4 separate regions of the Homo sapiens genome follow, and all the other regions are linked to region 1. The links are chromatin loops, found by intact Hi-C in ENCODE. Cell type or tissue: B cell. All regions are shown on one strand. Each heading gives the region's core, and the rest is flanking DNA. Links, peaks and the distances in the headings are about the cores only. Region 1 holds the start of TRIM31-AS1 (TRIM31 antisense RNA 1). Region 2 overlaps HCG17 (HLA complex group 17). Region 3 overlaps TRIM15 (tripartite motif containing 15). Region 4 has its middle 52 kb from the start of RPP21.

Evidence for each region. A loop is a pair of places that touch in the nucleus more often than their neighbours do. Peaks named below come from ENCODE experiments on the same cell type or tissue, not always from the same donor. Only the 100,000 strongest peaks of a DNase experiment are listed, where the experiment ranks them.
Region 2: a loop joins it to region 1, with 11 times the contacts of the local background. A loop is called at or near these places in 5 of 110 quality-filtered maps.
Region 3: a loop joins it to region 1, with 7 times the contacts of the local background. A loop is called at or near these places in 43 of 110 quality-filtered maps.
Region 4: it touches region 1 in a loop (27-fold over the local background); 15 of 110 quality-filtered maps call a loop at or near these places.

The regions. Positions count from the first base shown.
Region 1 is chr6:30,100,179-30,107,488 of GRCh38, forward strand. TRIM31 (tripartite motif containing 31) reads right to left here. Exons shown (of 9, transcript NM_007028.5): 7 at 4,990-5,064; 8 at 3,924-3,989; 9 at 2,719-3,611. The coding sequence ends at 3,358. It overlaps TRIM31-AS1 (TRIM31 antisense RNA 1), which reads left to right and starts at 5,062. Exons shown (of 4, transcript NR_126470.1): 1 at 5,062-5,209. RefSeq lists enhancers at 241-750, 2,238-2,737. In B cell, for the core only: CTCF peaks have their summits at 3,081 (motif pointing right) and 3,287; DNase peaks (open chromatin) are centred at 1,293, 1,963 and 3,073; H3K4me3 peaks cover 2,183 bases; H3K27ac peaks cover 352 bases; H3K27me3 peaks cover 3,330 bases.
Region 2 is chr6:30,256,567-30,263,876 of GRCh38, forward strand. The region is part of intron 1 of HCG17 (HLA complex group 17); the gene reads right to left. It also overlaps the pseudogene HLA-L. Among named protein-coding and RNA genes, the nearest start is that of TRIM26, 47 kb to the left of the region's middle. In B cell, for the core only: a CTCF peak has its summit at 3,405; DNase peaks (open chromatin) are centred at 1,775, 2,915, 3,345 and 4,829; H3K4me3 peaks cover 2,269 bases; H3K27ac peaks cover 2,329 bases.
Region 3 is chr6:30,166,086-30,173,395 of GRCh38, forward strand. TRIM15 (tripartite motif containing 15) reads left to right here. Exons shown (of 7, transcript NM_033229.3): 2 at 1,091-1,186; 3 at 2,215-2,445; 4 at 3,156-3,178; 5 at 4,416-4,531; 6 at 4,891-4,923; 7 at 5,747-6,608. The coding sequence ends at 6,264. Among named protein-coding and RNA genes, the nearest start is that of TRIM15, 6.2 kb to the left of the region's middle. RefSeq lists an enhancer at 5,661-6,210. In B cell, for the core only: CTCF peaks have their summits at 4,119 (motif pointing left) and 4,319; DNase peaks (open chromatin) are centred at 4,116 and 5,766; H3K4me3 peaks cover 811 bases; H3K27me3 peaks cover 3,201 bases.
Region 4 is chr6:30,393,743-30,401,052 of GRCh38, forward strand. No RefSeq gene overlaps it. Among named protein-coding and RNA genes, the nearest start is that of RPP21, 52 kb to the left of the region's middle. RefSeq lists a silencer at 2,109-2,305. In B cell, for the core only: CTCF peaks have their summits at 3,319 (motif pointing left) and 3,522; DNase peaks (open chromatin) are centred at 2,719 and 3,289; H3K27me3 peaks cover 3,433 bases.

The DNA of each region.
Region 1 (7,310 bases), core at 1,093-6,092:
TTAGGAACCAGGCCCTGTAGTGCTCAAGGAGGGTGGGAGAGTGAAACGAAAAGGAGTGAGATGCTGCTTCTGTTCTCGAGGACTTCACAGTCAACTTGCGGTAAGTGCTGCAGGGAGATGGCTGTAGTGGCTTTGGGAGTGTGCACACTTTTCCAACAGAAAGTACCAGGAACCCTGCCTGGGGAAGGCTTCCCGGAGGAGGTGAGGTGGAGCTGGTCCACGAAAATTGAGTGGGATTTCCAAGACATCAGTCTTTCGCGGGAAAAGAGAAATTAGGGCATGGTTTTAATTTAGTAAATATTTATTAATCAAGTACCCCATTCTAGGGTCCGTGCTAAGTGTCTGGGGTTGGTAGAGTCAGGAAGTATAAAATCAACTTAAGACATTTGGGAAAGATCTCCCTTTGTAGTAAGGAAGTTGAATCTGTACACAATGAAAGGAAACAAGGTAAAAGGCGCGAAGTCCATGACCATGACGAGGGCTGTGAGAACTGTAAATAGGGATTTGGGCAGTCCCGGCTGATTCTGAATAAAAGTCCGGAGGGGCGTTACTTTCGGGTCTCGGCCTGTGTGTCCCCAGCCCTTTGTTGTCCCCTCCGCAGGAAGGTGAAGGCTGTTTATGTAATCGGCGGCGCCTCGCGGGCGACTGGGGGAAGTGGATGGGGGAGCCTGGCCAGGGCTGACTGAGCGCCCCTGGAATCCGTGCTCCGGGCGTTGGCTCACTCCCGCCCCGACACCTGGGCCCGCCCTCCCGCTGCGCAGCCACGCGCCGGGCAGCAGCGTGGGCTGGCGGGCGACTCCCCACGCCTCCTGCAACACCGCCCTCTCCCTACCGGAGCGAGGAGGCAGGAAAAGCCTAGAGACGCCTGGTCCCATCCGCCTACCCAGTCCCCAGCCGGCCTGAAGGGAGGAAGAGGAAGGAACCCATAATCATCCCAAACTGGCGCAAATGGTGGGTTTTACTGTCCAGAGGTCATTTCGTCTCTGCGTTTCCAACCTCCTCGCCCTTTTACTTTTTTTGGGCTCACTCAGGAAACTGGAGCAGTCCTTCTCTGGGTTTAACTTCAGTCCCTCACATGGCAACACTAGGAATGATCAAGACTTTTGTTGCGGGTAGTGGTGATGTGGGTTTGAGAGGAGGATGCATCTGGTCGTGGGATTAATTTTGGTTTCTGAGTATTACGAAGAACTAGAAAAGTTTTGCGTATGTCGGTTTTCAGGATGGGGTTCAGATGGGTCAAAGCCCTGTGCAGGTCCACGGGGGCTGCAGGAGGTAAAATGGAGGAGGAGACAGGCGGACAAGCTGGGGTCAGTGGTCCACTCCCCTGTGTCTGTCTTAACCGAGATGCAGCTGGATGCTTGCACGTGGCAGCTTTTTCAACCACCTGTTGATAGACGTTCGTTTCCAGTCTTATCCTGTTACCAACTGTGCTGCAATGAACAGCCTTGTGTATAGCCTTTTAGTGTATTTGAGCCTTTCTTTTCGACCCAGGCATATTGTAAGGAGAGAGGAACTGAGATAGAAGGAATATTTAAAGCAGGGTCAGAGAAATCAGGACTGGATCAGGAGGAAGCCCGAAGGGTGTAACCTTCCCATAGGGCTGCTGGAAGCCTAGCTTCAACCCTTCCAGCTGCAGCACATCCCAAACTGGGGCGAGAAGCGAGTGAGGAGGAGATGCAGAGGAAGGCAAAGAACAACTCTAGCGACCCAGGGTGATCCGGGTGCCGGAAAACAGAAGCTGGAAAAAGGAGATCTGCCCCGGAAAGGAGGCATGGAAAGTGTAGATGTGGGTCCTCGAGGTGGCGTCGTAGAAGACTACCTCTCCGCCCTAGTAATCCAAGCGGACGCCCACTTTGTTCGGACAGATCGGGAGATCCTCCCGGGAACCGCTCTCGATGAGCGCCTGGCACTGGGAGCCGCTGCTGTGCAGCTCCACGAAGCCGGTCAAGGGCTCCACCTCCAGGAAGCCCCGCCTGGGAACCAGCTCCAAGGCCAAGCCCCGGCACGCAGGCCCCGCCCCCGGGCCGTTGGAGCTCCGCCTCCCAGGCGCCGCGGCCGGAGCAAAGGCCCAGCGAGCCCAGCACTCAGCGGAACCTGTAGAAGCGTCGGGGGTTGCCCCGCTTCTGCGAACCGCCCTGGGATGCGAGGTTCAGCGTCACTATCTCATCCTGGGAAAGGATGAGATCCGGGTGGGCCGAGGCTGCGTCCAGTGTCACAGGGGCTGTGTGAAGATGAGGAGAAAGAGGTGGCCAACCCCGGGTCAAGTTGTCCAAACCCCCTACCTTCCTCTGATACCCCCGTCCCACCACCCGCCCCGCTCGATGCCGCCAGAGAGGCTTTCTCTTCCCAGTCACAGCCTTTGTGGTCCCCAGAGAAGTCTTAGGCCCGGCACCGCCTCCTCCTCCTCAAAGTTAATCCCTAAATTTCACAATGTGTTGTTCTGTGGGCGCAGAGAGAAGTTCTTCATTGGTGGTGGTGGTGAGATCATTTCAACACCCGAAGATGAGACCATCTCTTCCTTGTCCATTTCCCGTGGCCCCTAATTCCCATGTCTAAGACAAGAATTGAGTCTAGTATAAGAGGGTCAAGGCTCAGACTTTCTGAGGGCCAGTAATTTTCTAAAGTGGAGTTCCTCAAACACAGGGATGAGTGAAAGTGTTGGAATACAAAAGGAGGAATAGTCATCCCCCGCCACACACACATACACTTTTACTAGGATTCCACGTTCAGTCGCAGTTTATTAAAGTTAGAAGTGTCTCCATCCACCCCCTACAGAGGCTTGCGTGGTGGTTCCAGTCTGCTAAATATTTCAGAATGGGGACCTCATTCTATCTACTGATTTATCAAATCTCATTAATTAATTTCCCTTGCTGATATGAGGGGTTGGGAGAGAAGGGGGACGTGGGAATGTAAGGAAGAGCGAGAGTGGTCGGGCTCATGGGGTTTGATGGACTGTGACCCAGGCTGGCGTTGCTCCTCTCCGGATTTCACTCCTGGCTGAACTGGTGCCTTCGGTAAACAGCTGCTTAAAGAGTGCGGGGACTGCTGCAGGGACTTCCTTTTTCCACTAGGCGGCACCACAGCCAAAGTGATAAGAAGTCAAGCGTGGGGCGGGTGGCTGGAGATTGTCTCTTCCCCTCCTTTTGCTCAAGAATTCGTCCATTCCTTCTCCAACTCTCTTCACCACCACCCCCGCCCCCATCTCCACTCTCAGTAGCCCGAGCCCTCCCATTCTCCACTCCTTCGACCCAATTCCACTAAGTCAAGAACCGTGGTCGGTCTCAGCCACTCACTCAGCGCCACTCTATGCTCCGAAGTCCGTGTAGCACCACCGCTCCCCGTGTTCTCTGAGCTGGCTTAGCTTGAAGGAACCTCACAAAACCAAGCCCGGATCGCTGTCAGCCACTCACTCAGTGCCGCATGGAGCTCCTCGGACAGCGCAACGTCAAATGTCTTCGTATCCTGAGAGCTCGCTCCTTGACCAGAAATCTCATCATAAGAGGCCAGGAGACATACTGGAAAAGTGACTTTCCCAGCAGACGAGGCCCGAAACAGGGAGTGGGATGGGGCTGAAGAGTGGTGATTTGGTGGCCCCGATGTAGTTCTGCCGCCTTTGCGGGAGAAGGAAAGGAGAAAAGAGGTCAGCGGGAGCACCTCGGCAGCAATCCTCCATTGCCAGACAGCACAGCTGAGCTCTACATACAGCAGGAGGGATGGAGGTGAAACTCAAGAAAGTACACCTGAACAAGTCGGAGCGCCCTCTGTTTCCTGGCAGAGGTGTAATTTGGGGAGGAACTGAGGAAATGGAATAAATGAATTCATTCATTTATTCATTTATTCCATTTAGTGGAATTGGGTGGATACAGCATTTTGACCACCTGTAGACTTAGAGGTCCCTTAGTATTCAGAGACAGGACTCTTACCTGCAGAAGATGACCCGGGCTCTGAGGTTTTGTTCATTTTATGATTATTTTTCTGTAACAAGCCCCCTAAAAATTGGGGAGAGAAAACCTATTTGGTCTTGATAACCAGAAGCTGCAAATTAAAAACAAAAACAAGCACCCTGCCATCATCAATCAGAACAGTCAATGGTTCTCAGTGGGACCCATTCCCCACCCAGGGGGAAGTGTGGAAACCTTTCAGGTTGTCTCAGTGACAACAAGAGTGTGGTTCTCTACTGGCTTATAGGGCTTTCTGGGGCCTGGGATACTAAGCATTTAACAGGGCAAAAGTCATGGAGCATAACAAAGATGGCCTTTCTAAACACCGGTAGCTCCTTTTGTGGAGAAATGCTGGTGGAATAGGATCCCTAAATCCTGCTCTCTGGCTTTGGAATGCATTCTGTAGTTTCTGGCTTTGGAGAAAGGAGTTCTAATTCTCTCTCTTTCACTTAATGATCATATGACCTGGGTAACTTACCTCCCCTCCCGGAAGCTACATGGACCTCACTGTAAGTTGCAGATAATAACACCTATCTTGGAGGATAGTTGTGGGGTTTTGAAATATTAGATGCGCACATAGTGGTCCTTTAAGAAATGGTACTTCTACTGTTATTGTCTTAGGTGGCAGAACCATATCTAATGACTTTAGCACAGGCTGTTATTACAGTGGGTCTCCATCCCCTGAGCTGTACTGACCTCACACCCAGAGGAGTTTGCCTCGAAACCTGCTGCCCTGTAGGGGCAGCAAATACTACAGAGGTGGAGCTGCCTCCTTCTTGTCCCACTTTTTCCTCCCTGTCTCTAGGAGTGAAGAAATACATTTGTAATTTTCTATTACTTCTGAATACTTCAAAGTTTGGGATTAGTGACTGTTTTGTGAGTTACCTGAGTTTAAAATAATAAAACAACCATATGCCTGTTCTCTCAATTGGCTGAGGAATCGGCATTCACTTATATCTGGCCTTCATGTAATCATAGAGACACAATTCTTCCCCTTTTCTCACTTTCCCCAAATGGCAGAAGCAACCAACCATCATTTCTCACTTACAGCTCTTCATGTCATTTTTATTCATGCTTTTGAAGAATCTGTTTTCATCTTTTTTCCTATCAGCCTGGAGTTGGTCTGGGGAATAAAGAATGGGATGAAATGGTGAGAGTCCAGAGGGGTTGAGCAAAGAACTCACTATCACACAGCAAGGCACTAATTTGAAATGCCTGGGAGAAGTAGAAGCTGCATTTGACTCTCATATTCTTATTGGACCAGGAAGGTATGCAACCCTTGAGAGATGCCCTTTCTGATTTCCTGTGGTGACTGCCTAGCCCAGCACTGTCCAGTATGAATGATGAATGTAATCTGAGTCACGAATGTGAGCCACTTATATATTTTTAAATTTTCTAGTAGTCACATTTAAAAAGTAGAAAGAAACTAGTAAAATTAACTTTAATTATATATTTTATTTAACTCAATATTCTCAAAATGTTATTTCAACATGTATTATAAAAATTATTGCTATCTTTTACAGTCTCTTTTTACACTCAATCTTGTGAAATTAATGATTCTTCACATATAGCATGTTTAAATTTGGACTAGCTACATTTCAAGTGCCTGTCAGCACATGTGGCTAGCAGCTACTAAATTGGACAGTGCAGAGCTAGCCCCTTTCTCACTGCCTGACAAAGGTAGGTGCTCAGGACAAAGAGTGCCTTGAGGCTTCACCCTTTAGCTTCAGAAGGCCTACTGTAGGGCTAACCACCCAGGAGCCAGGTGGGGTAAGGGGGGGCCCCACTCTCCTAAAGCCTGGATGGCAGTCCTGCCCTCTTTCCCATGAAAGAGGGCTTGAGAGGGGGAACGAAGACAGAGCTCCTGCAAGGGGAGGCCGAGTGCCTTCATCTCCCAGTTCACCCCTGCCAGAAGAGACTCCTTTTGCAGGTAGAGGATGAGCCCAGAAGCTGGGGACAATGGCCCATTCCTGGCCTAGATTTCCTGTAGGGGTGCTGGACTGAGTGGAGAACTATAGGGTGGAGCCCCTAGATGGGGAGCTACTTCTGGCCCCAGCACCCTTCCCCCAGTGTCTTGCAGCCCCAAGACAGCACAAGACAGCCTGGGGCTAGGTAGTGGGACAAGCGTGGGTAGCTTCCCTGAGAGCCACCAGCCCAGTCATGGGGACTGCTCAGGGGAGACGCGGGGGCCCTCTTAGGAGGGGTCTGCAAACCTAGAGCATAGGAAACACTGCCTGGGAGCACTTCACCTACAAGGGCCTTTAGCGGCTTCAGGGCCCAGCCACACCCTTCTCCACGTACGTGTTCCAGACCCAGTCACCCCGAGCAGGGAGAACCAACCCTCATAATAAGAACTGTGGAGATTGGACCTGTGGTATAAGTAGACTCCCTACCACCTCCTGTATTTCCTAGGCTTTAATAGGGCCAGGTGGCCATTGTGCCTTCTTCTTTGGGGTAAAAATAAAATAAAAATAAGAGAAAAAAAAAAGAAGGAAATAGGGCCAGGTGGGAGTTGGGGGACTGTGTGTGTGTGAGTTTGTGTATGTGAAAGAGGGAAAGAAAAGGGGGATACAGAGTAGAGCACACCAGTCTCCCCAACTCCAAACCTGATGAAGTGGAAAGGGCTGGGCTCCTTTATTGAAATTCCAAACTAGAACCAAACTATTCTTGACCTGAAGAGCCTAGAAAGGTGCTGGATCGGGCTGGACGTGGTGGCTCACGCCTGTAATCCCAGCACTTTGGGAGGCTGAGGCGGGTGGATCACAAGTCAGCAGTTCGAGACCAGCTTGACCAACCTGGTGAAACCCCGTCTCTACTAAAAATACAAAAAACTAGCTGGGCATGGTGGTGTGCGCCTGTAACACCAGCGACTTGGGAAGCTGAGGCAGGAGAATCGCTTGAAACCAGAAGGCGGAGGTTGCAGTGAGCCGAGATTGCGCCACTGCACTCTATCCTGGGCAATAAGAGCAAAACTCCATCAAAAATAAATAAATAAATAAACAAATAAATAAAGTTGCTAGATCGGCTGAGATCATGCCCAGTGGGGTGGGAGGAGCTAGACAAAGCAGAGCAGTTAGTGGACAAAAGAAAAGCTCAGACAACAAAATTAAGAATAAAACAAAACATGCTTTCCTGTTTATGTCTGCCGAGTGGAGATTCCCGGCTGAATGGGTGGAGATCTTGGGGCATTGCCCTGGTCCTCCTTTTCCGTAGTCCCAAGGGGAAGTGTTTGTGTATGGGGGGCTGGGGGTTGGGGTGGGGGAGGTGGGTGTGGAACTCCAGGTGATAATTTCAGAAGATTCCATCTAGCTGTCTTTATGCCCACCTTAGACCAACACAGTCTTCACATTAAGGGGAGTCCTTACAAAT
Region 2 (7,310 bases), core at 1,515-6,514, 160 kb after region 1:
TAAAAGACCAATAAAAGGGCCAAGTGTGGTGCCTCATGCCTGTAATCTCAGCACTTTGGGAGGCCAAGGTGGGAGGATCACTTTAGTTCAAGAGTTTGAGACTAGCTTGAGCAACATAGTTAGACCCCTGTCTTTACTAAATATAAATAATTTTTAAAAGAAAAAAAACAATGATAGGAAAGGAAGAAATAAAATCTTTCTTTCTCAGCTTAATTACATATGTAGAAAACAATAAGGAATTCTGAAAAAGTCTCTGGAAGTAATAATTAAATTTGCAAAATTGTTCACAAAAGATATGTAATAAGTCTCTTAGACAAACATGACAAGATAGCAACAATACTAGTCATCAAAGAAGTGCAAGTTAAAACCACAATGAGAAACCATCACACATCACCTAGAATAAGTAAAGTTCAAAAGACATATGATAATTCTAAATACTGGTATGAATATGGAAAAAATAAAAATCTCTTATATTGTTGGTAGGAACGCAAAAAAAAGTTGCAGTCAGTTTGTAAAATAATATGGCAATTTCTTAAACAGCTACCCATCCATTTACCATATCACCCAACAATTCCACAAATATTTATTTATCCAAAGGAAATGAAAATTTAAGGCCATGCAAAGACTTGTAGTCAGTTATTTATAGTGGTTTCATTAATTACAGACCCTAACCGGAAATAACCCACGTTTATCAGCTGGAGAATAGAGAAACCAACGAATAAACTGGAATTCCAACAATACTCAGCAGCTACTCAGTGACAAAAATGAATGAAATATTATTACTCTTAACTACATGGAAAAATCTCAAATATTGTTATGACAAGTGAGAGACCAAAGGACTACATAACATATGATTGCATGTCCATGAAATTCTAGAAATTTCATTATTACAGTAACAGAAAGCACAGCAGTGGTTGAGTGAAGAGAAGGGGGTGAGGGTGGGAGGCAAGGATTAAATAGAAAAGGGGCATAAGGAAAGTTTTTAGGGAAAAGAAACTGTCCTCTATCTGGGCAATGTGGTAGTTACATGACTATAAATAATTACCAATATTCATAAAACATTGTAGCTAAAACTGGTGAGTTTTATTATACACAAACGCCCCAATTAGGAAAAAAAAAGGTGGGGGAAGAAGGCAAAAATGAAGACACTTTTACATAATCCAAATCAGAAAATTCATTTCCTAGGGATCTTGTACTACGTATAATTTTGAAGGAAGTTCTTCAGGCTGAAGGGAAATGATACTAGATGGTGACCTAGATATATAGAAAGGGATAATTAACAACAGAAATTATGCACATACACAGATCACATACACACTCATTTTCTTAATGACAATATGAATGCTTAAAACAAAAAGTATTACTGTATTATTGAGTTTATAAAGTATATTGATGTAATATATACAACAAGAATAGCACAATGGTAGGTTACATGAAACTACACTCTTACAAGTGTCCTTTATTTTGCTGGATGCAGCTTAATATTACCTGAACTTCACCATGAAAAGTCAAGGAATCGGGTTTCAATTCTTACAACAATAAAAAATTAGTGTAAAGAAATATACCTAAAAGCCACTAGAATTAAAACCATAAACTAAAAAATGTTTACTTAACACATAAGAAAGTAGGAAAGGAGGAATAGAAACAAAAAGATACGAGACAAATTGAAAACATACAGCAAAATGGTAGACCAAAACCCAACCATTGTAAGTGAAGAAATGACACGACCTGAGTCACATTAGCAGAACTGCTGAGCACTGTGGGGAGAACAGACATGGGCAGGAAGTGAGGGACAGTGTTAGTGCCACAATTCAGGGGTGAGAGGGTGGCAGGGACTAAGGGGAGGGGAGGGTGTGAGGGATGAGAGGGGCAGAGAGAAGGGCTGGAGAGACAGGAAGTGAGGAAAAGGAGCAAGGGAAAGGACTCTAAAGCAGTGGAGGAGCCTAGCAGGGGGTTCTTGACATGCATTCGGTATTTAATACATTTTGTGGGACTGCCAAAAACTAATGGCCTCCTCATGATTAAAAACATAAGAGTAAAAAAATACCAAGTATGCAAATAAAATGTGCACACTGCTTAGATGTGCATAATTCATAAAAACAAGCAGTGCTTAAGCATTGATGATAGGCATTTTGACTTCAGTGCAATTTTGAGGCTCCTTGTTACAATATACAGTAACAAATCCTGCTTCTTTGTATTGAGATGTCCTGGACTCACACAGGGAAACTCGGGCTATGGAATGAAGATAATTTTAAATGCAACAACCCAGAGTCATGGATCCACAGTCTGGGAAAGTAAACTTAGAAGCTTTGTGACTCGAATTGCAATGCTGTTTGGATACACTTATATATGAAGCAGGCAAAATCAGGTCTTTTACAGATTAGAATCCTGATCATTCAGGGGTTAGATTGTGCTAACCACTGTATTAATAAACAAACAAACAAAAAAACCTGGTCACTATGAGAATCTCTATCTTGTGCCTTCAGCCACAACTTCACCAGGTTTAAAGAGAAAACCCCTTTCTCTACACCGCCATTCCCAAGGCGAGCTCACTCTCTGGCATCAAAGTTCCCTGGGGTGAGTTTTCTTCTAGGATAGTCCAAGGGGAGAGGTAAGGAGTCGGAAGTCCAGTTCAGGGACGAGGATTCCAGGATGAGCGTGAATGGGAAGGGGCTGGGCCCAGCCTGGGGGTTCTCTCCCTAGTTTCCACAGACAGATCCTTGACCAGGACTCAGGCAGTCAGTGTGACAAAGAGGCTGGCGTAGGAAAAGAGAGGTCAGGACAAAGTCCCAGGCCCCAGGCGTGGCTCTCTGGGTCTCAGGCCCCAAGAGCGATGACTGCACTGGGGAGTCACAGGGTTGGGGATTGCCCACTCCCCTGAGTTTTGGTTCTCCCAACCTTCTTCCTGGATACTTGTGACATAATCCCACTTCTCACTCCCATTGGGTGCCGGGTTTTTAGAGAAGCCAATCAGCTTCGCCGCGATCCCGGCACTACGATCCCGGCACTACAGTCCCGGCGCAACCACCCGCACTCAGATTCTCCCCAAACGCCAAGGATGGGGGTCATGGCTCCCCGAACCCTCCTCCTGCTGCTCTTGGGGGCCCTGGCCCTGACCGAGACCTGGGCCGGTGAGTGCGGGGTCGGGAGGGAAAGGGCCTCTGCGGGGAGAAGCGAGTGGCCCGCCCGGCCCGGGGAGCCGCGCCGGGAGGAGGGTCGGGCGGGTCTCAGCCTCTCCTCGCCTCCAGGCTCCCACTCCTTGAGGTATTTCAGCACCGCAGTGTCCCAGCCCGGCCGCGGGGAGCCCCGGTTCATCGCCGTGGGCTACGTGGACGACACAGAGTTCGTGCGGTTCGACAGCGACTCCGTGAGTCCGAGGATGGAGCGGCGGGCGCCGTGGGTGGAGCAGGAGGGGCTGGAGTATTGGGACCAGGAGACACGGAACGCCAAGGGCCACGCGCAGATTTACCGAGTGAACCTGCGGACCCTGCTCCGCTATTACAACCAGAGCGAGGCCGGTGAGTGACCCTGGCCCGGGGCGCAGGTCACGATCCCTCCCCATCCCCCACGGACAGCCCAGGTCCCGGGTCTGAGTCTCCGGTCTGAGATCCACCCCGAGGCTGCGGGACCTGCCCAGACCCTCGACCAGGGAAGAAACTCGGGCGCCTTTACCCGGTTTAATTTCAGTTTAGGCCAAAATCCCCGCGGGTTGGTCGGGGCGGGAGCGGGGCTCGGTGTTCGGGGCTGACGGCGGGGGCGAGGCCATGGTTCTCACACCATCCAGAGGAAGCATGGCTGCGACGTGGGCCCGACAGGCGCCTCCTCCGCAGGTATGAACAGTTCGCCTACGATGGCAAGGATTACATCGCCCTGAACGAGGACCTGCACTCCTGGACCGCCGCGAACACAGCGGCTCAGATCTCCCAGCACAAGTGGGAAGCGGACAAATACTCAGAGCAGGTCAGGGCCTACCTGAGGGCAAGTGCATGGAGTGGCTCCGCAGACACCTGGAGAACGGGAAGGAGACGCTGCAGCACGCGGGTACCAGGGGCCACGGGGGCGCCTCCCTCATTTCCTGTAGATTTCCCGGGCTGGCCTCCCACCAGGAGAGTAGGAAAATGGGACCAATGCTAGAATATCGCCCTCCCACTGGTCCTGAATGGGAAGAATCCTGGGTTTCCAGATCCTGTACCAGAGAGTAACTCTGAGAGCCCACCCTGCTCTCTGGGACAATTAAGGGATGAAGTCCCTGAGGAAATGGAGGAGAAGACAGTCCCTGGAATACTGATCCGTGGTCCCCTTTGACCCCTGCAGCAGCCTGGGGCACCAGGAATTTTCCTCTCAGGCCTTGTTCTCTCCCTCACACTCAGTGTGTCCGTGGCTCCGATTCCAGCTCTTCTGAGTGCCTTGGCCTCCACTCAGGTCAGGACCAGAAGTCCCTGCTCCCCCATCAGAGACTCGAACTTTCCAAGGAATAGGAGATTATCCCAGATTCCTGTGTCCAGGCTGGTGTCTGGGTTCTGTGCTCCCTTCCCCATCCCAGGTGTCCTGTCCATTCTCAGGATGGTCACATGTATGCTGCTGGAGTGTCCTATGAGGAATGCAAAGTGCCTGAATTTTCTGACTCTTCCCCTCAGATCCCCCAAAGGCACATGTGACCCAGCACCCCATCTCTGACCATGAGGCCACCCTGAGGTGCTGGGCCCTGGGCCTCTACCCTGCGGAGATCACACTGACCTGGCAGCAGGATGGGGAGGACCAGACCCAGGACACGGAGCTTGTGGAGACCAGGCCTGCAGGGGACGGAACCTTCCAGAAGTGGGTGGCTGTAGTGGTGCCTTCCGGAGAGGAGCAGAGATACATGTGCCATGTGCAGCATGAGGGGCTGCCAGAGCCCCTCACCCTGAGATGGGGTAAGGAGGGGTGTAAGTTGTCTCCTCTCAGGGAAAGCAGGAGACCTTCAGCAGGGCAGGGCTGAGGCCTGGGGGTCAGAACCCCTCACCTCCCTCTCCTTTCCCAGAGCCGTCTTCTCAGCCCACCATCCCCATCGTGGGCATCGTTGCTGGCCTGTTTCTCCTTGGAGCTGTGGTCACTGGAGCTGTGGTTGCTGCTGCGATGTGGAGGAAGAAAAGCTCAGGTAGGGAAGGGGTGAGAGGTGGGGTCTGGGTTTTCTTGTTCCACTGTGGGTTTCAAGCCACAGGTAGAATTGTGACTTGCTTCATCACTGGGAAGCACCGTCGACACACAGGCCGACCTAGCCTGGGGCCCTGTGTGCCAACACTTGCTCTTTTGTGAAGCACATGTGAAAACGAAGGACAAATTTATCACCTTGATGATTGTGGTGATGGGGACCTCCCAGCAGTCACAGGTCACAAGGGAAGATCCCTACTGAGGACAGACCTCAGGAGGGCAGTTGGTCCAGTCACCACACCTGCTTTCCTCATGTTTCCTGATCCTGCCCTGGGTCTGCAGTCACAGTTCTGGAAATTTTCCTGGGGTCCAGGATTTGCTGTTTCCTTAAGGACTTCATGCCCCATGTCCTCCCTGACCTCTCACAGGTTGTTTTTTTCTCACAGATAGAACAAGGAGGAGCTATGCTCGGGCTGCCTGTTAGTATGGGGGATTAGAGGGCTGCTCCCTGAGATCGTTGGGACAGTGTAGACAAGATTCCTCCTTTAGCCACATCTCCTGTGGGCTCTGACCAGTTCCTATTTTTGTTCTACCCCAGGCAGCAATTGTGCTCAGTACTCTGATGCATCTCATGATACTTGTAAAGGTGAGACATGGGGGGGCCTGAAGTGGGTGGGGGTGAGGCAGAGGGGACATGATTCTGTTGAGGGGTTCTCTGGATTTAGACATCTTGACCATGTGGTAGGCTGTTCAGAGTGTCACCAGGTACAGTGACTGCCCTGGATTTGTTTATGATTATTTTCTCCTGTAGCTTGAGACAACTGCCTTGAGTGGGACTGAGAGATACAAAATTTCTTCAGGTCCTTCCTCTGACACACACCATTGTAATTTCAAGAGCTCCTGACTTCTATATCTGCACTTGACACGTGAATATATCTATGTGTCTGTGTTCCAGTTAGCATAATGTGAGGAAATGGGCTACTGGTCCACCACTGCCACCAGGACCACCACCCCACACTAACCTGTCCTCTCTTCCCCGGTCAAGTTTTTTTTCAACAGAGGTGAGGCTGGGACATTTCTATTCATGTCTTAACTTTTAAGTTTCACTGAGCTGCCACTTACTCCACTATTCAAAATAAGAACCTGGATATGAATTTTTCAAATTCTTGCCATGAGGTTGGGTTGATTGTTCAATGAAAGGAGAGCAAGACTCTTAAAACTTGAGAGAGGAAGTAAAACCTGAGAGCCTTCCAGAATCCATTTTTGCTGTGCTGGGCCTGTTGTAGGTGGAGACAGGAGAGAGAGGGCTGTGAGGAGCTGAGTGTGGACAGCCTATGCTCAGTTCATCATGGAATTTGACGTGGTCATTCATTGGGTTGGTCATCTTCACTGCTCCATTGTTTGTGTCCCTTCAGTAGAACCTTGTTTCACCAGGACCTGTGATCACAGGCACACAAACATTGCCTGGGCCTTGTCCTGTCTCTAGGACCGTGGACAGCAAGGGCTTCATGGGCTGGGTCAGTCTATGGTCTGGCCCTAATATTTTGTATCATTATTTTTGGTTTCTTTGTTTCTGTAGAGGACTATGCCTGTTCCTGTTCTGGTGTCTGCGTTCTGATCTCTTTCTCCCCTGGGTGTCCCTCATCTCTGACAGCAGCAGGAGTCATTTTTCCTGTCATTAACCCCACAAGGTGGAAGGCAGCCCCTGCACACAGAAGTCTGTGGTATTAAGAGATGAATTTTCAAGCCCGTGCAGCTTTTACCCTATTTCCAGGGCTCTTTCTTGGATTGTATTTTCTATCTTTTCCCCAACCTTTTTAAAGGAACTAGATTCTGAAATTAGCAGAGAAGAGGGATGCCACAAGTTCTCATCTTAGGTAACTTTCTAGTGGAACTCCTCTTCTGCTCAGCTCTCCTACCCACTCTCCCTTCCCTGAGTTGTAGTAATCCTAGCACTGGCTCTAATGCAAACTCATGGATCTATAAAGCAAAGTCTAACTTAGATTTATATTTGTTTGGAAATTGGGATTCATAGTCAAAGATTGTTCTTTCCTAAGAGGGAAATATAATTGCATGCTGCAGTGTGCAGAGGGTTGGTGTGAAGGAGGGATGCAGGGAGGAAGGGAGGGAGGACACACAAGCAGCACTGCTGGGAAAAGCACAGGCGGCCTGGATGTCAG
Region 3 (7,310 bases), core at 1,590-6,589, 66 kb after region 1:
GTGCAGAAGCTCTTTCATTTAATTAGATACCATTTGTCAATTTAGGCTTTTGTTGCCATTGCTTTTGGTGTTCTAGTCATGAAGTCTTTGCCCATGCCTATGTCCTGAATGGTATTGCCTAGGTTTTCTTCTAGGGTTTTTATGGTTTTAGGTCTTACGTTTAAGTCTTTAATCCATCTTGAGTTAATTTTTATTTCAGGTGTAAGGAAGGGGTCCAGTTTCAGTTTTCTGCATATGGCTAGCCAGTTTTCCCAACACCATTTATTAAATAGGGAATCCTTTCCCCATTGCTTGTTTTTGTCAGGTTTGTCAAAGATCAGATGGTTGTAGATGTGTGGTGTTATTTCTGAGGCCCTTCTTCTGTTCCATTTGTCTATATGTCTGTTTTGATACCAGACATATTTGATATCATATACTACAGCCTTGTAGTATAGTTTGAAGTCAGGTAGCATGATGCCTCCAGCTTCATTCTTTTTGCTTAAGATTGTATTGGCTATGTGGGCTCTTTATTGGTTCCATATGAAATATAAAGTAGTTTTTTCTAATTCTGTGAAGAAAGTCAATGGTAGCTTGATAGGGATAACACTGAATCTATAAATTACTTTGGGCAGTATGGCCATTTTCACAATATTGATTCTTCCTATCCATGAGCATGGAATGTTTTTCCATTTGTCTGTGTTCTCTCTGATTTCCTTGAGCAGTGGTTTGTAGTTCTCCTTGAAGAGGTCCTTCACATCTGTGGGCACTAAGTCCTTTTCTCTCCCTCTCTATTCAACTGGAAATTTATCTTTCAAGGCACATTGTAAATGTTTTCTGCTTTCCAAACCTTCCCTTAGGCCTACAGGCAGAGCTGACCTCTGTGTTCCCATCTCACTGTGTGTACCCCTGGACTATTGCATTTATCTATCTGTATTTTAATCACTTGACATTGACTTCTTCCTGAGATGGTGGTCTCTTTAGGGCAAGGACTGGGCCTTTTCCACCTTTGAACCCCTCAGCACTCAACAGTGTGCCCAGGATGTGATAGTTAATAATTGTGAGTTGAATTATTAATTCAGTCACCTCTATCCACCCATTCTTCTCCCCACAGGATCGTCTCAGGAGTCGACTGGAAGCTCTGAGCACGGAGAGAGATGAGATTGAGGATGTAAAGTGTCAAGAAGACCAGAAGCTTCAAGTGCTGCTGGTACAGGCCACGTCACTGGCTACCTTTTCCTTTGAAGGTTTTCTTAAGAGACTCTGGGGAAACCCGTTGGCTGGTATCTGTTTCCTGGCTGAAAAGAACTGACAAACTGTTCTCGTTCACCTTCCTGTGGCTGCACAAAGGCATTTGGGATCTCAGACCATGAGCACTAGAAGTGGTTCTGATGTCTTGCAATCCAAGATCCATCTTGTATATCACATTTTACAGAGCAGAAAACTTAGGACCAGAAAAGCAATGCTCCCAAGGCCACATAGCAAAGCTGAAGTTCATGAGGAACCTGGATTTCTTGACCCTTAATTCATTGTTCTTTCCATCCTAGTCTGTTTGCCTGAACACACCACCTTCAGATGGGAAGCTTGGGGTCAAAAACATATGTTAGTGTCGGGATTCTAGTCCTGACTACAGGCTGACCTTGAGGAGAGTAGGCTGATGGTGTGGCTACATCTGGATCCCTCACGCCTCTCTTTTCATGCTATAAAGTTATGGAGGAATCACAGTGTGAGGATTTCTGGTACCTTGACCAAGGAGAGAGTGTGGGGACAAAGCAACCTATCCACCATCCCTCAGCTCTCATCAACGTATGCCCTGTAGTTGGTGATTTCCACGGCTAAAACCAAAATTACACACTCTCCCACTAAGTTGTGTTGACTCCAATCACAACTTCCTTTTGCCTCTAAGAAATTATTACAGTCTTCCCCACCTAACTCTAAGAAGGCATAGTAGGGTTATGATGGTATTGTAGTTGTGGAAATATTTTTGAAAAGTTCAACATCATTCTGAGAGCATAATGTAGCATTATTATTAGAGTATCTAGCTAAGACAGTAGCACAGCCCTCATCATTGGTAAGTTCATCCTGAGACCTAACTACTTCTAGGCATATTAGTAAATGGAATGAGTCTTGGACCAGTTGCTCCCTATCCCTGTTAATCAATAATAAGTATATAGATGATCATCCTGGAAGCTATCTCTGAGCCCCTTCCTAACCATGTCTGCCTTTTATCCCTTGAAGACTCAGATCGAAAGCAAGAAGCATCAGGTGGAAACAGCTTTTGAGAGGCTGCAGCAGGAGCTGGAGCAGCAGCGATGTCTCCTGCTGGCCAGGCTGAGGGAGCTGGAGCAGCAGATTTGGAAGGAGAGGGATGAATATATCACAAAGGTCTCTGAGGAAGTCACCCGGCTTGGAGCCCAGGTCAAGGAGCTGGAGGAGAAGTGTCAGCAGCCAGCAAGTGAGCTTCTACAAGTGAGAGACACTTCACCACTTTGTAGGATAAGAGAGGGACTCCACGGGGAAGGGGGTGGGCACCATGCTTTGGGCTGGAGAGAGGCAGGAAAGGGAAGTGGAGAGAGGTTAACGGGGTGCAGATCCAGAGGGGCTGGAGACTTGCCCAAGTCATACACTGTGGTCATGTTAAGGGGTTTAGGGTCAGACAGTCTTGGATTTGAATGTTGGCTCTTCCAATTGTGTGACTTGAGTGAGTCTCTTAGCCTCTCTAAACATGGGGACAGCAATAGCACCTCCCTCATAAAGTTATTGCAAAATTATAAGAAACAATCCATAAAAAATGCTTGGCATGATTCCTGATATACAGAAAGAACTCAATAACTGGTGTCTGCTATGGTTATGAATATGTGATCCTGGCTCACATCAGGTCCAGCTGATAACTGAAGGCAGGCCCCTGCTCTCTACCACCTCCTAATCATTGCAGACACAACCCACCCCCACGATAAGGCTGAAACAGGGAAACCAGCACAAATGAACTGACTACAGAAACCCAAATTAGTAAGAAAACATGATGTAAAAGAACAATCTAATGAGTAGGTAATTAAACAGGACAACTCTCTGCAGAAGGAGAGTTTTGAGTTCATATTTTAAGGGAAAAGTGATGTACAGAATCCCTGACAGGAAGGACTTATGGAAACTAAATGTATGTTCTTGTCTTTCTTTTGCAGGATGTCAGAGTCAACCAGAGCAGGTAGGGCCCACTCCCCGGTCCTGCCTCCTTTTACTCAACATCAAGACTGAATGGGAAGGGGCAGGGGCACTTACTGCCACCCACTTTGCCAGGAAAGCAAAGGCACTCTGGCAGACACACTGTCTCATTCAACTGTGCACAAACAGTCCAAACTCACTAAAGATTTGCGTTCTAAAGGTTCATTTTTAAATTGATTGGTTGGTATTGGGGACACATTTTTTCCCCTAGAAGTGAAGTTATAAATAATAATCATGTTTTTAGGTTGATCCAGGAACATTTATTTAATCTATGAAATTATTAGTACTTGAGTCAGTATCTAACACCATTTAAAATGTAATTTAAAGGGGGAATACTTTCTGTAGACTATGATAAGCATGGAAACCAGGAATACCAGCCTGTTCTTTCATTCATTCATTTTTTACACACATCTCTGGTTTCCTTCAGAATTTTCTAATGCTACTGTAAAAGGACAGCCACCAGGAGCCAGTGGCATTGTAAATGCATGGCCCTTTCCTTCCCTGTCTGCTATAAGCATTAGCAGTCTGCACTGAGATGAAGAGAGGTGTAGTGACTAGGGAACAATTGTCACGTGCTTTGTGCCTATTCCCGTGCAGGGAGGATAAACCCAGGGTCCATGAATCAGGAAGTGTCTCCAAACATGCTTTTCAAAGAGCATTAGAGGTTTAGATCTAGAAGGGCTTGGAGGTCTTCCAGTCTGAGGAAGAAACTGAGACCCAGGGGGTGAAGAGTCTTCAAGGTAATGCAGCAAGTGTCTAATGAGGACTGAGCTGGGACCAGAATCAGGAGTTTTTTTCATTGCAATATATATTTTCGTTGATCCTTTTTTTTTCTTCCCTTCTAGCCTCTTTTCCTTTACAAATAGCAGCATACACAAGGGTAGTTTAAGGCTGTTTTCAAATGGTACCCTGTTGCCCTCTAGAGACCAAAAGGGGTAATGATCTCTGTCCCTCAGCCCCTACAGAACCAAACATTCTCCTAAAGGGGCTTACCTCCAATTCTTGAGAAGTGATTATCCTTAGTTCCTCTTAGGTTTAACTGAAATGCCTACTATTTTAGTAACTACACATTTCCAGCAAAAGTAAAGAAATGATACTCAATTTCATTATTCACCACAGACGCCAAGATCATTCTTTAGTCTGATTTTAGCCTCACGTGGTCTCACCCGAACATTTGTTTTTGGAATTTGGACCTAACTGGTTACCAAACCTGTCTGCAGGTGTGAGATGAAGACTTTTGTGAGTCCTGAGGCCATTTCTCCTGACCTTGTCAAGAAGATCCGTGATTTCCACAGGAAAATACTCACCCTCCCAGAGATGATGAGGATGTTCTCAGGTAAAGGGGAAGGCGCCACAGTTTTCCCCAGTCCCATTAGCTGCCCTCCTGTCTTCCACCCATCTCCATCCTTCTCTGCCCTTGAAACCTGGCTCGAGACATCTTCCCTCCCCAGAGCCTTCCCTTAGTGATCTCAATTTATTCAGGGGCACTATTCCCAGAGCATCTCCTCCACTCCCTAAGGACAGGTGCAGGACTGAGAGTCCAGGAGGGTGAGGACCCTTCTCCTCCACTAGACCACAGCAGAAGCCGAGTCTTCTGTCCTCATCTTCACATTGTACTCAAGTCACCTTGCCCCTGGGGGTGCCTATAAGAAGTAATAAGTCACAGATCTCTCTTTCTATTTCTGCTTCCCTCAGAAAACTTGGCGCATCATCTGGAAATAGATTCAGGTAAACAGCTTGGGATTTGGGGAGTCATTCTTCCATTCATCCATTCAATCCATGGCAGCAAACAGAGCAATAAAATGCATGAATTCTGGAGCTTGATTGCTTGAGTTCTCGATTCCAGTTCTTGCTAGCTCTGAGACACTGGGCAAGTTATTAAGCCTCTGTCCCACAATATTTTCTTCATCAGTAAAATGAAAATAAAAGTACTGTACCTGTCCCATAAGTAGCTGTGAGGACAAAATAAATTAATACATGCAAAGAGCTTAGTATATTACCTGACTCATAGTAAGTGCTCAATTAATGTCATCTACTTGTGTAGATATTACTCGTTGAAAAATACTTATCAAGCCCTAGTTTTTTGAGAGCATTGTGCTGGGCTCTCTACTGATTTGAACAAAAAATGTGCAATTTTTTAAAAATCACATTTATTTTTAAATTGGTGCTTAATTTAGAAGTTGTTTCCATAAGCATCACCTCACTCACTCTGGTATAGGTAAGTGCTTTTCAAACTTAATATGCAGAAACGTCTCCTAGGGATCCTGTTAAAATGCAGATTCTGATTTAGTAGGGTGGGATGGGGCCCAATATTCTGCATTTCTAACAAACACCCAGGTGGTGGGGATGCTGCTGGTCCCTCCCGCTGCACTTTGAGAAGCAAATCCTTAACAGCACCACTTGCTGATTAGGTAGAAGGGCGGTTCAGAGAAGTGGCCCAATGGCAGGCTGCCCAAGTCCAGTACTCCTTCTGCCTCCCACGTGCGTTGCCTGCTCTAGGAACATCTGTGGTTGCCGCCCGCTGTTGATGTCTGCGCGCTCCTCCCTCTAGGGGTCATCACTCTGGACCCTCAGACCGCCAGCCGGAGCCTGGTTCTCTCGGAAGACAGGAAGTCAGTGAGGTACACCCGGCAGAAGAAGAGCCTGCCAGACAGCCCCCTGCGCTTCGACGGCCTCCCGGCGGTTCTGGGCTTCCCGGGCTTCTCCTCCGGGCGCCACCGCTGGCAGGTTGACCTGCAGCTGGGCGACGGCGGCGGCTGCACGGTGGGGGTGGCCGGGGAGGGGGTGAGGAGGAAGGGAGAGATGGGACTCAGCGCCGAGGACGGCGTCTGGGCCGTGATCATCTCGCACCAGCAGTGCTGGGCCAGCACCTCCCCGGGCACCGACCTGCCGCTGAGCGAGATCCCGCGCGGCGTGAGAGTCGCCCTGGACTACGAGGCGGGGCAGGTGACCCTCCACAACGCCCAGACCCAGGAGCCCATCTTCACCTTCACTGCCTCTTTCTCCGGCAAAGTCTTCCCTTTCTTTGCCGTCTGGAAAAAAGGTTCCTGCCTTACGCTGAAAGGCTGAAGTGGGGCGCGCGAAGGGCGGCGAAGCGGAGACGGCGGCTCTCCGGGATCCAGCTCCGCCCCTGGCCAGTGTGCGGCCCGGGGGCTCCCTGTGCCCGCGTGAGGCGAGAGAACAGGGGACTTGAGTCTCGAACAGCGGTTGTTTTTACTTTATTTATCTTAGGCCCTCAGCTCCCTGACGTCCTGAGCCTCCCTGTGACGCTCTGGCCTTCTCTGTACCTCAGAGTGCAGAACCACAGACGGCTTCGGCTGTGCCTAGGGCAACAGCCAACCTAGGAGCCAGCGGGCTTTCGGGGAAAAAAAAGAAAAAGACATCTAAAATAAAATGTTTAAACTGTTTCAAAATAATTATCTTGGGAAAAATCAGGGTTTTGCTGGACTTGCACTAATTTGTACAGTTAACTTCGTACTTTGACACACACCTGAAGATGCCTCCACCTTTGTAGGGCTTAGGGCCTTTTTATCAGCCCTGGGTGGACCCCAGGGCCCCTTCCTTTCCCTTCCCTTCTGGTCATTTCTCTGGACTTGTAGAGAATGTCCTAAGAAAGTGTGACTCACAGACCTCTGGATTCCATGTGTCCAATTAGCGCTGATGGGACTGGAGAAAGGCTTAAATCCAATGGGATCTGCCTGTGTTGGCAATTTAGGGCCGAGATGGCTCGAGGGAGTAGATGCAGAGAGGAAGGGTGATGATCCCTCTGTGACCAAGACACAATCCTGTCCCTTCTTTTAGTCAGGATATCCCTGATGACAGACAGTGGGACAATCACCAGGCCCCATTGTTTAAGAAAACGAGGCTTTTGCTCAGGTCTAACTAACCTCTCAAATATTTGTTATTACTGCAGTTATTATTTGGACACAGAAACAGACCACAGGTTAAAATAACTTTAAAAAGCAAAGTATTAATCCCTATACAAGTGATGTTTCCTTCCACCCCTACCCTTTCTCCTCTCAAGTTGAACACTCACATTCTCACCCTTCCACCCCAACCTCTGAAAAAAATCTGCCTTCAACTCCAATCCAGGTTCCCTGTAGTGTAAGACAATA
Region 4 (7,310 bases), core at 1,295-6,294, 290 kb after region 1:
GTTTGTGATATCATGAAAGCAGGTTACAAGGAGACCTAATGGGTCCCTACCACTATTACCAATTATGTGTGAAAGATGTAAGAAAACAGCAGTTATGAGATTTGAACAAATTTATAAACAATTTCATGCAGAGAACTAGAAAGAGCTCTGGAATTTTAAAATATGATCATTGAAATAAAGAGTTTAAAAAATGAACTGAAATGAAAGTTGTGTGCTGCAAGGTAGTACAAAATAAAAACGTGATGCCAAGCATGATAGAACTTTAAGAATATTATACTATCAATTAAGGAATTCCAGCAGTCTCATAATATAAGTTCCAATAACCATAGAAAGTAATTAAAAGTAATTCAAGAAAATGTTTTGAAGGCTACTGACAAAAATGTATAGTGTGAATGGCTGCAACAAAGTTCTCAATACAGGAGATGGAAACAGACCCACACCAAGACTCATGACAACAAAATTTCAGAGAGTGAAAGACAGAGCAAGACCAATGGACAAAGGAATGGCAGGAGGTCTGGTCGTGTGTGTGCATTTCCTCCTTCCCGTCTGTCATTGTCCTTCCTCACCAGGCCTGCAGATCACCTGTGATGACTTGGCCTCTTGCCATCCCTAGCTGGGCAAACTCCATCATGGTGACACACGGGATGGCAGAAGTGCAAGGCCTCGTTTCTGCTGGATGAGCCTTCTGGAGACTGTCTCAGGGTTTTCTGAGAACTTCTTTAAAACCTGGTCTACGGGCATGCATTACCCCAGTTATTTTTTCCCTAAGTGAAAAATCAACCAGAGGAGATGATTTATTTTAATAGCCTTATTGCAGGAGAGGAAGGTGAAAAGTGTTTCTATTCATTGGCCCATTAGTTACAATGGGCAGAGGCCACTGAGCGAGCAGCGGGTGGTGGCAGTGATGACCACACGTTCTCACGGCAGCGCAACACTTTTGAGACAAGTTCCCACCTCTCCATTAAACATGTCTTCTCCACGTGCAGAAAATGTGGTCTCGTAGCTTCCCTTCTCAGTGCTGGATTGCTGGCATTTCATTTTCCTTATCAGAGACATGAATATCTTTGTTCTTCTTGGATTTCTAAGACTTCAGGTTTTCTTCAGGGAGAAGCTGCTTAGGGAGGCTCCTGCGTGGACCGAGTCCTTCCTGAGGGTTTGCTTGGTGCCCTAACTGTGGCTGACTGCCTCCCGCGGGGTCCCAACTTTATACCCAGAGGTAAGGACAGATGCTTCCAGCTCCATCTTATAACTTCCACATGAAATTTGAGGTCAGGAACTTCTCTTAACTCGTCTTAAAGGGCCTCATACTTACATTCTTGACTCGGAAAATAATTAAGTGTGCGTTTGAACATGTTTCCTCCGCAATTTACTCTCTGGAGGGGAATACATTGAAAACCCAGTTTATTTTCAGATACTGAGTGGGATTGAAAAGCTGAATTGTCTGTTTTCCTGCAGGGCACACAGAGGAACTGGCTGTCCCACACCACTCTGACATTTCCAGAGAAGCACCGTCCTCTTCCAGTAGGACATGAGTAAGACCAGTGAGGAGCCAACATGCAGCCCCTGGGCATCTCTGGGGTTGAAGGAAAGATATATATGTCCTTCTGATGTGTGGAGCCCTGAGGGCAGTGTTCAAGACCCTGCATTTTCCGAAGTACTTGTTTACTGAGCAAGTGTTTCTGCTTGTTGCATTATGTCAGGGGATATGGAAGCCACTTTTCATCCAGCCAAACACAGATGCAAATGAGATGTTCTGGGAGAAAGCAGAAAAAGCCCTTTTCACAGAGTTCCTTATTTTACTATTCTATTACACTTGTCTGAGGTTACAATCACATCCTTTTTTAACAATCTCTAAATGAGAAAATCATCAAAAGGGTATGTAGTGAGTGACAGACACAGGATAAATGCTGTAAGTCAGTGTTTGATGAAAGATACTGGTGTTCCAGGATGTCAGAGTCTCCTGGGTGCCAGTAGGGAGGTGGTCAGGGACTTTATCCAAGAAGCAGAAAGAAGAGCTTCAGGGACATGAGGATGTCTCATAGCCAAGGACAGGACAGTAAAGGGCCCCGTGTGAGTGCATCACAGAGGTCTGTTACTGTTCAGACCCCAAAGCTCAGCACCCAGTGTGGCATGTGGCAAGACCTCAGCAAACACATCAGTTGGCTGGATGAAGGAGGGCAGGTGTGAGCCGACAAGGAAAATCTTGTGATTTTTGTTGGGAAATGAATGTAAAAGTGTTGATGTACCTCCCTTGTAAGGAGATAGAAAGGTAGAGAGCAGACAGATGCATGCATGGATGAATGCATGGATGGATGGATGGTTGGATGGACGGATGGATGTTCATTTTCTGTGTGTGTTTCTATCTCTGTTCTGCCTTTCTGTTTTGTCTCTGGCTCTGTCTGTATCTGCCATTGTCCCTTCACAACCATGCCTTCACTATTATCAGTAACATCTTTTACCTGGTCTTATAGGATCTTGCCTGTGTTGTATTAGTGGTCAAGGACAGAAAAAAGAAAGAAGTCTGTGGAAAACAAAATAAAGGAAACAGATGCTTCTGACATGCGGCAGTGGAAGGATGTGTGGACCTGAGGCCCCCAGGGAGACAGGGGCTGCGCCTCACTGCAAAGTCGATCCTGCTGAACACAGAGGGGAAACGCGCTCAGACAGCCCTGCCCGTGCTGATCAGAAGGGAGGGTTGCGCCTCCAGATCCTTCTCCCTGTGTTTCTTCAGGGCCCAGCCCTGAGAGTTCCAGGGTCCCATTTTCTTAGTTAGGACCTTAAGACCCTATCAGAGTCCAGCCCCAGGAAGCCTGCAGTCATAGCACTGGGCTAGACCAAGTTGCTGCTATGAAAAGGGATTTGAAAATTCCCAGAGGAGCCTTTCAGCCTCTTTCCATGGCTCTTTATGCCCTTTCAAAGGCACAGCCAGAGACATCAGAAATGAAATTGTATATAATTATATGGACTTTTCGACAATCATTGAAATTTCTGTAAGTGCCAGTTATATTTTGGCAACCCCATCAAAGCCAGGTGTGCCCAGGGCAGTCAGCTCAGGCCCTGGCCTCTCATTCAGGTTGGATTCTATAAGAACCGCATTCGCGGTGAGAATTCTAGAGCCAGATCTTGCTGCTCCACAATTGCCTCACGTTGCAAGACAAGCAAATCTAGCCTGAGTCTGTGGATTCCAGGGCTGCTTAGGAGGAACCTGCATTCCCGCGTGGATGACCTCAGGCTCCGCCCCTTCTGCCCCACTCAGCCCTCACCCAGTGCCTGAGAGCGCTCAATCAGAATGCGAGAGCAGCGCGGCGGCGCCCCCGTGTGGCCACAGGGACGAGGACAGAGGACCGGACCCCGCTCCCCTTTCTCACCAACCAGGACCTCCGAGGCTCTCCCTCTGCTCCCAGCACCTGGACAGGGCTCTGCACTCAAGGAGCCTCCGGGTCTCAAGTCAGGCTCTGAGTCCATTCAGCTTCCCAAAATCCATGTTGACAATGACATTTCCTCTCACCACTGAGTGACTGGACTTTTGCCTCAGAGCAGAGAGAGGCCTCCAGGGCAAAACAGTGGGATCAGATGTGGGGATGACACACCCCCAAATCCTTGCTGCCACAGGACCCAGTCCCTCAGCCTCCAGATGGGGCCTTGGCCTCCCGTCCCCTCCTTTGTTCCTGCTGCTAGAGGCTGCTCATCCCAGGAATCAGCCTGTTAGCCTCCAACCCTGGGGTCCAGGGACAGCAGCTCCTAGTGCCTCGGTCCAGGAAGAAGGGAACCTCCAGAGAGCAGAAGAGAGAAGAAATGGACCATAAGAGAAGGGGGCAAGGGGGGAGAAAGAGAGTGAAAGGAGCCAGGGAGGAGAGAAAAATGGAAAACATCCTGTTAGGAATGTGTGTGTTTGTGTTGATGTGTGTGCGTGCAGGTGTGTGTAGAGTGGGAGAGAGTTTCTAGGGTTCTGAGGAGAAGAGAGCTGCTATACAGGTGCTAAGGGGCCCAGCCCTGGGAATTTCAGGGTCCCGCTTTCTGAGCTAGGATCTTAAGGCCCTATCAGAGTCCACCCCCAGGAAGCCTGCAGTCATAGCACTGGGCTAGCTGGACGGCTGCCTCTTCTTTGCCTTTGACAGCAGGAGCTGCCATGCCAGGCCCAGGGGCCCTGGGGTCATGGGCAGAGAGCAGGTCCCTCTGCTGGCAGCCAAGGAGATGTTGTTCTTGGAGGGTCAAAGACTCACTTAGCTGGGAGTCTGAAGGTGGTCATGGGTTACAAAGGGGTTACAAAGAGCTCAGCGGTGAGCCTGGCCCAAGCTTCTGACCCCTTTCTTTGGATCTCAAGGGCTGACCATGGATTCTCAATGGATCTCAAGAATTCGCCCATTTACCTCTTGCCCCAGACCCTCCCCACTTCGATACCCTGGGACCCAGGCATCTGCCTCTTTCCTTCTCCTCCGGCCTCCCAAGCACCTCCAGGCCCTGCTCTCTGCCAACCTGAACTCCAGGACCCTGCAGCCCCACCCCAAAATTGCTTGATAATACAGTGATTCTATTTTCAGTGTTTTGAAAACTCTGTATACTGTTTTTTACAGTTGCTGTACTAGTTTTACACACTGTGTGTAAGAGTGCCCTTTTCTCCACATCCTCACAAACATCTATTTGTTTGTTTGTTTTTTTTTGTCTTTTTAGTTGTACCCATTCTATCTGGGGGTAAGATGATATCTCATTGTGGTTTTGATTTGCATTTCCCTGATGATAAGTGATGTTGAGCATTTTTCATGTACCTGCTGGCCATTTGTATGTCTTCTTTTGAGAAATGTCTATTCATGTCGTTTGTCCACTTTTTAATAGAATTTTTTGGTTTTTTTAGCTCTTGAGTTCCTTACATATTCTGGATATTAGTCCCTTGTCAGATAAATTGTTTGAAAATATTTTCTCCCATTCAACAGGTTGTCTGTCTACTCTTTTGATGGTTTTCTTTGCTGCGCAGAAGCGTTTTAGTTTATTATAGTCCCATTTGTCTATTTTGTTTGGGTTGTCTGTGCTTCTGAAGTCTTAGCCATAAAATCGTTACCCAGACCAATGTCCTAGAATGTTTCTCATATGTTTGCTTCCAGTTGTTTTATAGTTTTGGGTCTTACGTCTAAGTATTTAATCCATCTTGAGTTGATATTTATATAGGGTGAGATATAGGGATCTAATTCCATTCTTCTGCATGTGGATATCCAATTTCCCCAGCACCATTTATTGAAGAGGGTGTCCTTTCCCCAAATGTATGTTCTTGGCACCTTTGTCAAGAATCAGTTGGCTGTAAATATATGGATTTATTTCCAGATTCTCTATTATGCTGCATTGATTGACATGTGTTTGTAGAGACGAGGTCTCAGTATGTTTCCCAGGCTGGTCTAGAACCTCTGGGCTCAAGTGGTTCACCCTCCTTGGCCTCCCAAAGTGCTGGGATTACAGGAGTGAGCCACAGTACCTGGCCTTTGTGCTGTGTTTTGATTCATCGTTATCTCCTAAGCCCTTTCCCAGCATTGATATTTTACTAAACACCCTATGATTAAATTATATCTCTACACCTTGAGATAAACAAAAAATTATATAAGCGGTAAAGACAAATATGAAAAAATAAAACTACTACCAATGTTATTAGGAGGATAACCTTAAAACATTTGAGCAAGAAAATTTTTCTTTTTTTCTTTTTTCTTTTTTTTTAGCTGTACCTGCTGGAATGGAAAATATTTCTTAAATGAGACAAATATATGAAAGTGAAAATGCTTAAACTTCAAAGGACTTACATTACATATATAGTCATTCTTTCTTAATGATAAGATAGGTTCTGAGAAATGTGTCCTTAGGTGATTTGGTCTTACGTGAACATCATAAAGTGTCCATACACAAAGCTAGATGATATAGCCTACTGCACACCTACGCTATATCATAAAGCCTATTGCTCCTAGGCTACAAACTTGGATAGCACATTACTATACTGAGTACTGTAGGCAATTGTAACACAATGGTAGGTATTTGTGGATCTAAACATATGTAAACAGAAAAAGTACAGTAAAAATATGGTAAAAAGATTTTTACAATGGCACACCTATATAGGTTACTCATCATGAATGGAGCTTACAGGACTGGAAGTTGCTCTGGGTGAGTCAGCAAGTGAGTGGTGAGTGAACTGAAGGCCTAGGCCATTACTGTGCACTACTGTAGATTTTATAAATGCTGTACACTTAGGTTACACTAAATTGATTTTAAAAATAATTTTCTTTCTTTAATAATAAATTAACCTTAGCTTAATGTAACTTTTTTAACTTTATAAACTTTAATTTTTAAAACTTTTCAGCTTTTGTAATAGCACTTAGCTTAAAAGACCAACATGTTACAAAGCTGTACAAAAATATTGTTCCTTATATTTTCATTCTAGAAACTTATTTCTATTTAATTTTTTTTTTACTTTTAAATCTTTTCTGTTAAAAAAAAAAGACATAAATTAGCCTAGGCTGACACAGGGTTAGGATCAACAATATCACTATCTTTAGCCTTTACATCTTGTCCCACTGGAAGATTTTCAGGTGTAATAACATGCATGGAGCTGCCATCTCCTATGATAACAATGCCTTCTTCTGGAATACCTCCTAAAGGACCTGGCCGAGGCTGTTTCAAGTTTTTTTAATAATTAGAAGGAGCACACTCTAAAATAACAATAAAAAGTATAGTAAATATGTAAACCAGTAACATAGTCATTTATTATCATTATCAAGGATTATGTATTGTACATAACTGTATGTGCTAGACTTTTATAGGATTGACAGTGCAGTAGGTTTGTTTACACCAGCATCACCACAAACATATCATTAATGCATTGTACTATGATGTACAGTGTCACCTACAATGTCACTACAGAGAAGAAACCCCCAAAATCTGCACTCCTAAGCTGCATATGCTTTAGGTGATACTCTAAGAAGCCCACCAGAGAACAGTTGCTTGGAGATTGCATGCTAAGTAGAAATGCCAAAGGCTTCAGAGTATGAGGAGATGTTGGAATTTTAGCCCAGCCAAACCTGGGTTGAGCCAACAGGGTGGTGAAGCACTATGAGTGAGGACCCTTGCCTTGGAGTAAGGACCGCACTGAACTAGACTCATGTTAACAAAGGCTAAAATCAAGCCTAAGCAGAATCAAAGTGGGTCTGATTTTTATGATAATTAATGAACCGTCAAGCAGTTAGCAGTCTTAGCAGGAAGATAGCAAAATCCAGAACCTCTGTAACACATCACCCAGAATATGTGGCATGCCAAGCAGCAGAAAAAATGCAACAAGT